Regions from separate parts of the Mus musculus genome. Here region 1 is linked to region 2. Evidence: chromatin contacts called from ENCODE Hi-C or POLR2A ChIA-PET data. All regions are on one chromosome and are shown on one strand. The core of a region is the stretch at or near the end of the contact, and the rest is flanking DNA. Distances in the headings are between cores, read along the strand shown. Region 1 overlaps Nmnat2 (nicotinamide nucleotide adenylyltransferase 2). Region 2 holds the start of Nmnat2 (nicotinamide nucleotide adenylyltransferase 2).

Region 1 (4,680 bases), core at 1,565-4,064, 100 kb before region 2:
AGGCAAGAGGAGACACCAGAGAGCACATCTGTACATAGTCCAGTAGAAAGCATGCTTCCAGGAATTAAAGTTGCAGCAGGCCGGACCATTTTTCAGACTAATTAAAGGCACTGCAAAGGTCATTTCTCAAGTGAACCATCTCAGCACTTTTCTTAAGATAAAGTATACACCTTTGACTTGGCAGTCTGGGGCATTTGCCCCATGTGACCCATGCTCCATTCTTCAAATGTAAAAGGACTCTAAGACTTTCTGCCTAAAGGGGGTTTTAATTAGAAGAGAAAGCTGGAGGGACTAGATAAATCTGGGGAGTCACCTAGGTGGGGCTCAGACAGATGTTCCAAAACACATTTTTAGGATGCCAGATTCTTCCTTCTAATTGACTAAAGTCAGCCTGTCAAGCCAGGCCTTCCTATCTGTAGCTTAGCTTCCAGCACTTCAGGACCTTAGCTCTGCTTTCAAAAACTCCTTCCACGAAGCTGGGCTTGGAATTCTAGCACTCAGGACATGGCTGTGAGTTTGAGACATAACTGGACTGACTATATATTAAGTTGGAGACCAGACTACACTTGTAGACCATGTCTCAGAGTTAACAAACAGGCTGGCGTATGGTGCATGCTTCTAGTCCCATCCCTTGGGAGGCAGAGACGGGCCGATCTCTGTGTGTTTGAGGCCAGCCTGATCTACAGAGTGAGTTCCAGGACAGCTAGGGCTACACAGAGAAACCCTGTCTAAAAAAAAGAAAGAAAGAGGAAGAGAGAGACAGACAGACAGACAGACAGACAGACAGACAGACAGACAGAGAAGAGAGATGGGGAGAGAGGCAGGGGGAAGGGAAGGGAAGGGAAGGGAAGGGAAGGGAAGGGAAGGGAAGGGAAGGGAAGGGAAGGGAAGGGAAGGGAAGGGAAGGGAAGGGAAGGGAAGGGAAGAAGAAGAAGGGAAGAAGAAGAAGGGAAGAAGAAGGGAAGAAGGAAAGGAAAGGAAAGGAAAGGAAAGGAAAGGAAAGGAAAGGAAAGGAAAGGAAAGGAAAGGAAAGGAAAGGAAAGGAAAGGAAAGGAAACTAACAAACAGGACAAAAATAAAAGCTCTTGAAGAGTCAGTGTGGTGTCCCTCTAGTCCCAACACTCTGAACGCTAAACTGTCATCTAGCAAACCATGTCTTCAGAATGCCTCAGACATGGAATCGTAACTACTTCTCCCTGCATTAGGCCAGTTAGAATCAGGTGCATTCAGTCTTCTCTGGTCCCCTCCACCTTCCAGAACTTTCCTAAGAAGACTGGAAAGACTGTCCCTAAGAGGTTCCAGACTCAACATCCTCAGCCAGAGTTGGCTGAGTCCAGAAGCACATTTGGCAACATCCGCAGATGTTCCGGGTTGTGACAAGATGGGTAGGTCCTGACACCTACCAGGTGGAGGCCACCAGATACTGTTGAACAGCCTGTAATAGACTGGATAGCACCCAGAGTAAAGAATTAACTGTTCCAACATGGGCCTGGCCTCAGAGGTCTGTAATCTCAGCTGAGCTCTGGAAGCTGAGCTGGGAAGATAGATCTCAAGTTCAAGGACAACCTGAACAACTTATGGAAACCCTTCTCAAAATTTATCTTCTTAAGTAAAAGGAGGGGCTGGCGATAGCATGCATGAGGCTCTGGGTTCAATCCTGATTACCTTCGTCCCCCCTAAAAGTCCCAGGATGTCCAGTGTCGTTGTTTTGGATAGGGCTCTTGTGCTGGGCCCCACTGACTAGACTTTTTTTCTTTTGGTTTTTCGAGACAGGGTTTCTCTGTGTAGCCCTGGCTGTCCTGGAACTCACTTTGTAGACCATGTAGGCCTTGAACTCAGAAATCCGCCTGCCTCTGCCTCCCGAGTGCTGGGATTAAAGGCGTGCGCCACCATGCCCGGCTTCTGACTAGACTCTTAAGTTACTCACAGCAAAGTTCCAAGTTCCATATCATCCATGTTGCAAGCAGGGTGTTTATATGGCCTGAGAAAGCAGGGACAGGGGATCAAGTACATTCCCTAGCAGTAGGTGTGTAGGCACCACTGGTGTCCCTTTGCTCCAGTCTCCTCACAGAAAAGGAAGTAGCTGAGGCCTGCCAGTTTTGACTTTCTCAGTCTCCCTTTATCTGTGCTATATTGAAACAACCCACCTATCACCCCCACCCCCTTATTTACCTTCTGGCTTTTTTTCTTTCTTTTTGTCTATAATCCAACTTCATCTACTTGGCTCATCATAATACTTCTATTTTGTGGACCAGAACGTTACTGGGCTCTGGAACTGAAAAGAAGGCCAGTTAACATCTGCAAACTGGGGCCAGCAAGATGGCTCAGTTGGCAAAGGCTCTTGCAGTCAAGTTCCATCCCTAGGACCCATGTGGTAGAAAGAGAGAACCAACCCCACGAGGCAAACTGTCCTCTGACCTCCGTGGACTGCTGTAGCATGTGTGTATACCCCTGTCCCCCAGCACACAATAAATAAATAAAGTAGTGATGGCATTTCAAAAACTAAAGATTCTTAAATTGTTATAATTCTGTTCTTTGATGGATCCAAGGTTGATGAAGCCTCTTCTGGATACATGAAGCAAAGGACCAGCAGTAACTAACGATATTATTGCAGGTGGAAGAATTATGGCCCCAGAGGATAGGAAGCAAGGGGCTAGTATTTCATCCTGCCCTGGTTTTAGCACAGAAGAATACTATTGGAAAAAGTGACCGAGCCAAGGACCAGCATGACAAACGCTCTGCCTGGTGAAGGTGTTTCCTTCACAGGGAGACTGCAGTGGCTGGGCGCCAAGGTCCCTGGTTAGCTTTCCAGCCTGCAGGAAGGGTTGTGTGAGCCCTGCTCCCCAGCTCTGCCCGACTTCCTCACTGTTCAACTAGGCAAAGGCCAGTGTCCTGTCAGCCCCTACACTTCAGAAACCCTCCTGCTCCAACAGAGAAATGGTTTCTGTGGCTGCTAGTCAGAGAACAGGCTTTTGGAGTGAGGAGCCAGGGCCATGGCGGGAATTCCTGGCTGAGGACCAGGAGAGACCCTTTCTCCTCACAAGTCCTAATTAATTAATTAATTGGTTCTTTATGAAGAGCTCTAAGGGGATGATTAGGGCCACCAGCAGTGAAAGCATTTCTAAGCAGTCTTGTATTTCCCCCATCCAGAATTACGTTATATAATAACCAGGCAAAACTTATTGCTCTGGCTCCTTGCCGCTCAGCTGGTAAGGATTTTATTTTTTTCTCCTGGAAGTTCAAACAGCAAGGACCTCTTTTTACTTCTCGGTGGGGGAGCGGACAAAGAGGCTTGTCCCCAGCCAAGCTCAAGACAGGGCCTCCTCTTCCTTCTCAGTGGGATCCACTTTATAGCCCGGATGACTGACAGCCATGAAATCTCCTTTTTGTTCCCAGCGCCTGAGAAATGAGCCTCATCTAAGGTCCCCTCCCGATGCAGGCACACATCTCTCCTCACAGTCTGTCAAATTTAGCCATGATAAATTTAGAAATTTATAAACACTATGAAATAGAAAAAGCAAAAAAAAAAAAAAAAAAAAAAAACCAATTTTTTTTAGGCACATCAGTCATAGGCTTGGGTTGGTTTTCATTTTTAGAATGAATCCAGACTTATTAAGGGAAAATGAGAGTGAGCTCTCAAGATTGGGAGGGCTCAAAGGAAGAGAAACCAGGGGCTTCTTTTATTTTATTTTTTTAAAAATTTTCAGACTTGGGCAAAGGAGGCGGCTCTAAGATAAAAGCATTGCGGTTAAACTTGTAACCTGAGCTGGGTCCCTGAGAGTCACAGGATGGGATGGGAAAACTGACTCTGACAAGCCGTCTTACTACACGCATATACACTGCGTGTTTGTGCACACACGCAAGATATGAAATAAGAATATAAAATTAATTTTTTCCACTTACAATCGAGTTACAGAAAGCATGGAGAGTTTTCATAGTCTATCCCACTCCTCCCCCTACTACACCTTAGTTAGCTAGTTAGTTAGCTAGCTAGCTAGTTAGTTAGTCAGTTAGTTAGTTAGTTTGCATGCGGAGTGGGGGCACTCCTGCACATCACTGCGTTGGAGGAATTCCTTGTGGAAATTGTTTCTCAGCTTCCACCTGGTGTGTCTTAGGGATGGAATTCGGGGGCACCAAGCTTGGCTGCAAGGGCCCTCACCCCCTGGAGCTATCTAGTCAGCCCAAATTGATCTCATCAAATTGACTTTACTGTTTTTTTTTTTTTTTTCTCCCCTAGCTTCATGTTATACTATTTGGTAGAGAGATACTTTATATATATATAAAGTATATATATGGGCTCCTCGTGGAGATGATGTCAGGAGTGGCTTTCTCAAGGGTCATTATGAGGACAAATGAGCTGTGTCTGACAGGGTGCTCAGTACCAGGTTGTTTGTTTGTTTGTTTTGTGGCACGGTTTCATATATATATATGTATATTGCACTGTACATTTCCTGAGGAAAAAGACACATTCCTAACAGTTTATCTAATCCTGTTTCTCCCTAAAAAAGGGGCCAACATTTGACAAGTGGCTTAAAATCTGGGCCAACAGAATGAGATTCCACCAAGGTTCTCCCAAAATAACTGGGTTCAAATCTTGACTCTATTGCCTGCCTTCTAGCGATGTGATGCTGGGCTCCTCGTGGAGATGATGTCAGGAGTGGCTTTCTCAAGGGTCATTAT
Region 2 (5,322 bases), core at 370-2,869:
CAGAATAAAGCAGAAGGAATGGCTGCTTCTTAGACGTCCTAACTTTCCCCGTTCCATAAGGTGGCTACTGAACCTGTCCTGTGTGCAGGGTAGTTTTATAATGTTGTCCTGTTAGCCGTAAGGCCCAGTGCAGAATAATCTTTTAGGGTTAGAGGAAAGAGTTTTGGCTTATGCATTTGGGGTGGTCTTCACGGATATGCTGTGGCTTTCATTAAACAGCCTAGGAAAGCTCTGGCAGTCCTCCAGACCTGGGCAAACACGTGTGCCCGCAGCCAGTAGCAGCGCTCTGCGTTTCAGCACCACCGCCTGTGGAGAGCGCCTCACCGCAGGGCCGGGTCAGGGACTCTCACCCTGCCCTTCTCCCATCCCCAGAGCCCTGGCTCTCCCTTACTCATTTCCTTGAGTCCCAGGGGAAAAGAAAAATCACCCCAACTTATAACTTCTCAATTTCTGCTTTTAAAGTGACCCCGCGTCCCCCTCTCAGGGGTCTAAACGCGCACACACCCTGCGCCTTTGGGTCCTAAAGCAGTAGCCTTCGAGCGGCGTGGCTTCCGCACCGGCGGCGAGAAATTTCAACCTGCGTGGACAATTACCTCTTTCCTGCCTCTCTGCTGGACCTTTATGCACGCACCCGAGACGCCTGAGCTTTCCCCCTCTCACTGTACGTCCCGAACCTCAAAAAACAAACTCGTGAAGACACGTCCCTACCCCACACACGAGCTCTCACGCACATTCAAATATCCATCTTCACACTCACACCGCAAGGATGCCGGTTGTCATCGCCGCCTTGGGCAGAACCTTGGCCAACTTGGGCCGGGATCCATCTCGCCGGCTCGTGGACCACCTCCCGAAGCAGTCGCCCCGCCCCCTCCCCTTTCCAAGGCAGCCGGAGCCAAACCTCGGCGGGGCAGTGGTACCCTTCCCTCTCCATTAGCCAACATCCACCGCTCTGGGCCACCAAAGCTACAATCTCCAAACATTGTCCGTTGAGCCTCCTGGAACCGCCAGCCAAGCCCAGTATTAGTCTCCTTGAAGCCCCAGTCCCTGCCACTGGTGTGTCGTGTGCGAGTGTTTGTGTCTCCGAGGCACATTTAACTCCTTCGAGCTTTCTGCCCATCCTAAACAAACAGCACGTTATCTTCAGCCCTTCTCCTTCCTTCTTCGCACCCCAACCTCTGCCCCTATCCCCACCCTTGCCCGCCAAGTACTCAAACCACCGCACTCCAGGGCTCTAACCAGGCGCCCCCACCCCACCCCAGAGGACACTCACCCCCCAGCCCCGCACCTCCCCCATCCCTGGCCCTCGGCGAGGCGATCTGGCCCCACGCTAGAGAAGCCTGGAAAAAACGCAGTTTGCGTCGGCTCGTGCTAGCGGGGATAGTTGGGGCTGACCTGGCACCAGCCTGATCAGCCGGCGCACCCCTCCGGAGGGGCGCACGCCTTCCTGCTCAATCGCCTTGGAAAGCCCTGATATTGGCGAGAGTAGAGCAGCGGAAGCAGCCTCCGGGGTGGGCGGGAGGACTCACCGAACATCTGAATGTGCCCTTTAGTGATGGGATTGAAGCTGCCGCAGGCCAGCAGGATAACGTGGGTCTTTGTGGTCTCGGTCATGATGGGATGAGGTCTCTCGCACTGATCCAGGGGTTGCCTCTTTTTGTGTCTCGATATGTCTGCAGACGGAGAAAGGAAGGCGAGGCTCCGGCGGTGGATGCTGTGGACTCCAAGGAGCCGCTCTAGACGCAAACCGCGTCACTCCCCGCCTCCCTTTAACGCTTGCCACTCCGGCTCGATCCAAGGCTGCTTTTGTATTGCTCTCCCTTTGGCTCTGCTTAGTCCTACTTCCTCTCTAGCTTCTTTTGCGTCACTGGTCTTGGTTCCTGACCCTATTGTTTCTACCCTCTCCACCCCACCTCACTGCATCTTACTTTATCTACAAGGAAAGGAGTGGTACCCTGGCATCCTTACAGCGTGGTTGCTGGCTATGTTCTCTCTGTGTCAAATTTCGTTTTCCTGACTCACTTTTTCTCTCCCTGTCTACATTCCCTAACATATCCGACTTCAAAAATGTTTGATTTTATGAATTTTCTTTTTCATGAGCTTTAATATTTAAAGTGACAAATGATAGGTTTTCTTTTCAATAGTGTTCATTTCGGATTTTTTGTTTTGTTTTGTTCTCCTCCCTTATTTAGTGATTCTAAACTATTGACTGGAATCCAAATCTTGACCTGTGGCTACTAAGAAAGCCCTTCTGCTAATGTTGGTCCTTTGTGTGGGTTGAATTATGGGTTTGGGCAGATATGAATGGGAAATTAGTAAGGCTAAGTATTACGAAATTCCTACATCAGCTGTCCAAGTTGAGTCAGTCACCACTCTATGCTTACTTCTTGATGCTCACTCTCTATTGGATGCTGCTGTGGACCCCGAATGATAACTGAATTAACTCACTGTCTGACAGAGCAGATTGGACGGAGTCTGAGAAAGCCTCTCTGGCTTAGACGACATTTAAGGCAGGCCTATTTAGACAAGAAGTTGTTGGTACAGAGACCCGGAGACAGGCTTCCAGTGCTTGTGAACATGAAAGGAGGGCCATATAACCAAAAGTCCTGGACAGGTGGGCAAACAGTAGTAGAGAAATGTGCACCCAGTCATCATATGGGTTTAGGATAATGGACAGGAAGTTCTTATGAGTCACTGACTTACAGTGGAATAACAAAAGGAGGCCATTGAAATCGTTAGACAGAGAGTACCATGTAATTGACATTTTTATGAGATCTCTGAGTGTTGGGAGGAAAAGAACCAAGAGGAAAATAAGAATTAGGAGAAAGTTGGCAGCCTTGGGCAGGTGGTCCTGTCCTGGGACTGCTGGGTATAGAGAGTCAGCAGCAGGGAGATGAGGCAGGGCAGGATAGATACCATAGATTTTGTAGCTTTTAGTCTTTGCGGATGGATGGGATATAGAGACGTTTGGGGAAACGCCTTAAAATTTGAGTTTAGTAAATGAATGGGCTAAGACTCTGAAAAATGAATAGGGGGAAAGGAAAGGTTTGAAGACCGGACAACTGTTCTCTTTGGATGCATTACAGAACCAGTAATTAGATTCCTGATTCAGAAGCACAAGTATTGCCTTCTTGGACGAACAGTTCCTTGCAAGAGTCAGCTCTCTCCTTCTGCATTGTGGGAACTGGGTGTTGAACCCAGGCCATCGGCCTTGGTAGTGAGTACCTTTGCCTGTTCAGCCACCGCATTAGCACTGCTCCTTACTTCTTATCTAAGAGTTTCTGGCAGGCATGCGGTTCATATTTCTTAATTTTTGCTGAATAGTAAATCAATTCCTACTGTGGAGAGATTTTCTAGTTTTCTAGTTTCTAGTTTATTACTTTGTGTGTGTGCACGTAAGCATGCATGTGCGCGCGCGCACACACACACACACACACACACACACACAAATATTACAGCACTACCACAGAGCTCAGAGGACAACCTGCAGCTGTCATTTCTCTCCTCTTTAAGTGTGGGTCCCTGGGATAGAACTCAGACCATCAGCCTTGGTGACATCTGCTTTACCTGATAAGCCAAAGTACTGACCCCAAAGTTTCTGGTTTCAATATAAGAGTCTTAAGAGCCAGTGTAATTCATACAGAAGTTTGTGTCTTCTCTAACACAAGATGCAAATGGGCGGGGTAGAAAGAGCAAGAGATGTTAGAAGCTGGGCAATTAACATAATTATAATTAAGCAATAAATATTTATTGAATGCCTGCCATATACCAAGCACTGACTTAAGGGTTGTGAACAAGATAGGGCTGCTGCTTTAATTCAGTTCACACTCTAGGCAAAAACAACAGACCATTAAAAAATTAATAGATGCATTAGTAATCGGAATATCTAGAAACATAAAGCAAGGAAAGAAACAGAAAAGGAATCAGTCCTCTTTCGAGGGGGTCAGGGGCGGGCAGGCTCTTTGCTGAAACAGTGTCTGAGCAGGAACTTCAGTCACAGAAAAGGTCATGTAGCATGAACCTTTGGGGATGGGCACACTAGGCAGAATGGGAAGTAGAAAGGGTCTGAGAGGCAAGACCCTATGGGGTGCTCAACATACAGCCGCAATGTGGCTGAAAAGGAAGGAATACAGAAAGAGTTGAGGAATGATCCGCAAAGTAGGACAGGGCGTGCGGAGCCTTGCAGGCTCTTGGGCGGTGCTCCGGTTGTTTCGACAATCGAGATGGGAAGGCATAGCAGTGATTTTGAAGAGAAAAGTGACATGAGCTGGCTCACATTTGCAGAGATCGGTTTGGCAGGAGACATATATTTTCGAGTTGCTAGTATAGATTATTTTTAAAGTCATGGGATCGAATGAGGTCACCTAGGGAGAAGCAGATACAGACAGGAGGCCCTCAGAATCTGCCCAGAGCACAACAAAGTAAGAGCAGTGGCTACGTTCATTATACACCCAGAAAGCCTGGGACCATGCACAGTTTAATTTACTTCACATAAGTCTCTAAGTGCATCCCATTTTAGAGAGTTGCATATAGAGGCACAGAGAAATGAATGGCCTGAGCTCAGACAGCTGGTATGTTCCAAGCCAGCCAGCTGCACCCACTGGTAGTTTTGATCAAAGTCTTGGTGCTGCATCCACAGCACCGCATCTCCTTTTGGTTTGTTTCTGTGCCAGAACAATCACATTTGGACATTTGGTTTAGCTCAATTTTTGTTTGTTTCCCTCTTTTCTTTTTTCCTTTCTTTCCTATTGTTTTTGGAGGAGGAGAGCAGAGGGAGAGGGTCTCCTTAATTCAAGCTTGCCTTGAACTGTGGTGAATCTGAGGATGGATGATCTTGATCTCCTGACTCTACTGCCTCCAGTTCCCAAGTGCTGGGATATAGGCATGGGCTGCGATGTCCAACTACCAGCTTCATTTCATTATAATATATGATGAGGATGATGGCGACGGTGACAACAACGACGATGACGACGGCAGTGGTAGTGGTGGTGGTGTGTGGTTAAAATTGGTTCCCTCCTTCTACCTTTCTGTGGGTTCAAGGATCAAATTCAAGTTCCCAGTCTTGTATGGCAAGCACCTTTTCCAGCTGAGGCATCTATTGGTCCTCGACCACATTTTAAAAATAAAGATAATAGCACCAACCAAAACACAAAGACGTGCTGATCACTGGTGTTGTAGGTAGGACCCAGAGTGGATACTGACTGTTTAGCAGAGGCTGGAGGGAAGCGTTTTTTTTTTTTTTTTGGTTTTGCTTTTTTTAAAAGATGTATTTATTTATTATATATAAGTACATTGTAGCTGTCTTCAGACACTCCAGAAGAGGGA

The links. Hi-C counts contacts between places; a loop is a spot of excess contacts on that map. ChIA-PET counts read pairs that join two places held with the same protein, here RNA polymerase II (POLR2A).
Region 1: a map of left cerebral cortex shows a loop between it and region 2 (2.2-fold over the local background). The contact joins the enhancer-like site here to the promoter of Nmnat2 in region 2. A Hi-C loop is called at or near these places in 1 of 37 maps with a recorded cell type or tissue (left cerebral cortex). POLR2A ChIA-PET finds 5 or more read pairs at or near these places in 1 of 5 experiments (embryonic stem cell).

Annotation. Positions count from the first base shown.
Region 1 is chr1:153,052,873-153,057,552 of GRCm38, reverse strand. The region is part of intron 1 of Nmnat2 (nicotinamide nucleotide adenylyltransferase 2); the gene reads right to left. Among named protein-coding and RNA genes, the nearest start is that of Nmnat2, 100 kb to the right of the region's middle. Within about 2 kb of position 2,814, at least 2 of the 3 ENCODE cell types and tissues checked have a DNase peak (open chromatin) inside an H3K27ac peak, as active enhancers do; they include left cerebral cortex, where a contact is called at or near this core.
Region 2 is chr1:152,951,398-152,956,719 of GRCm38, reverse strand. Nmnat2 (nicotinamide nucleotide adenylyltransferase 2) reads right to left here and starts at 1,619. Exons shown (of 11, transcript NM_175460.3): 1 at 1,527-1,619. The coding sequence starts at 1,611.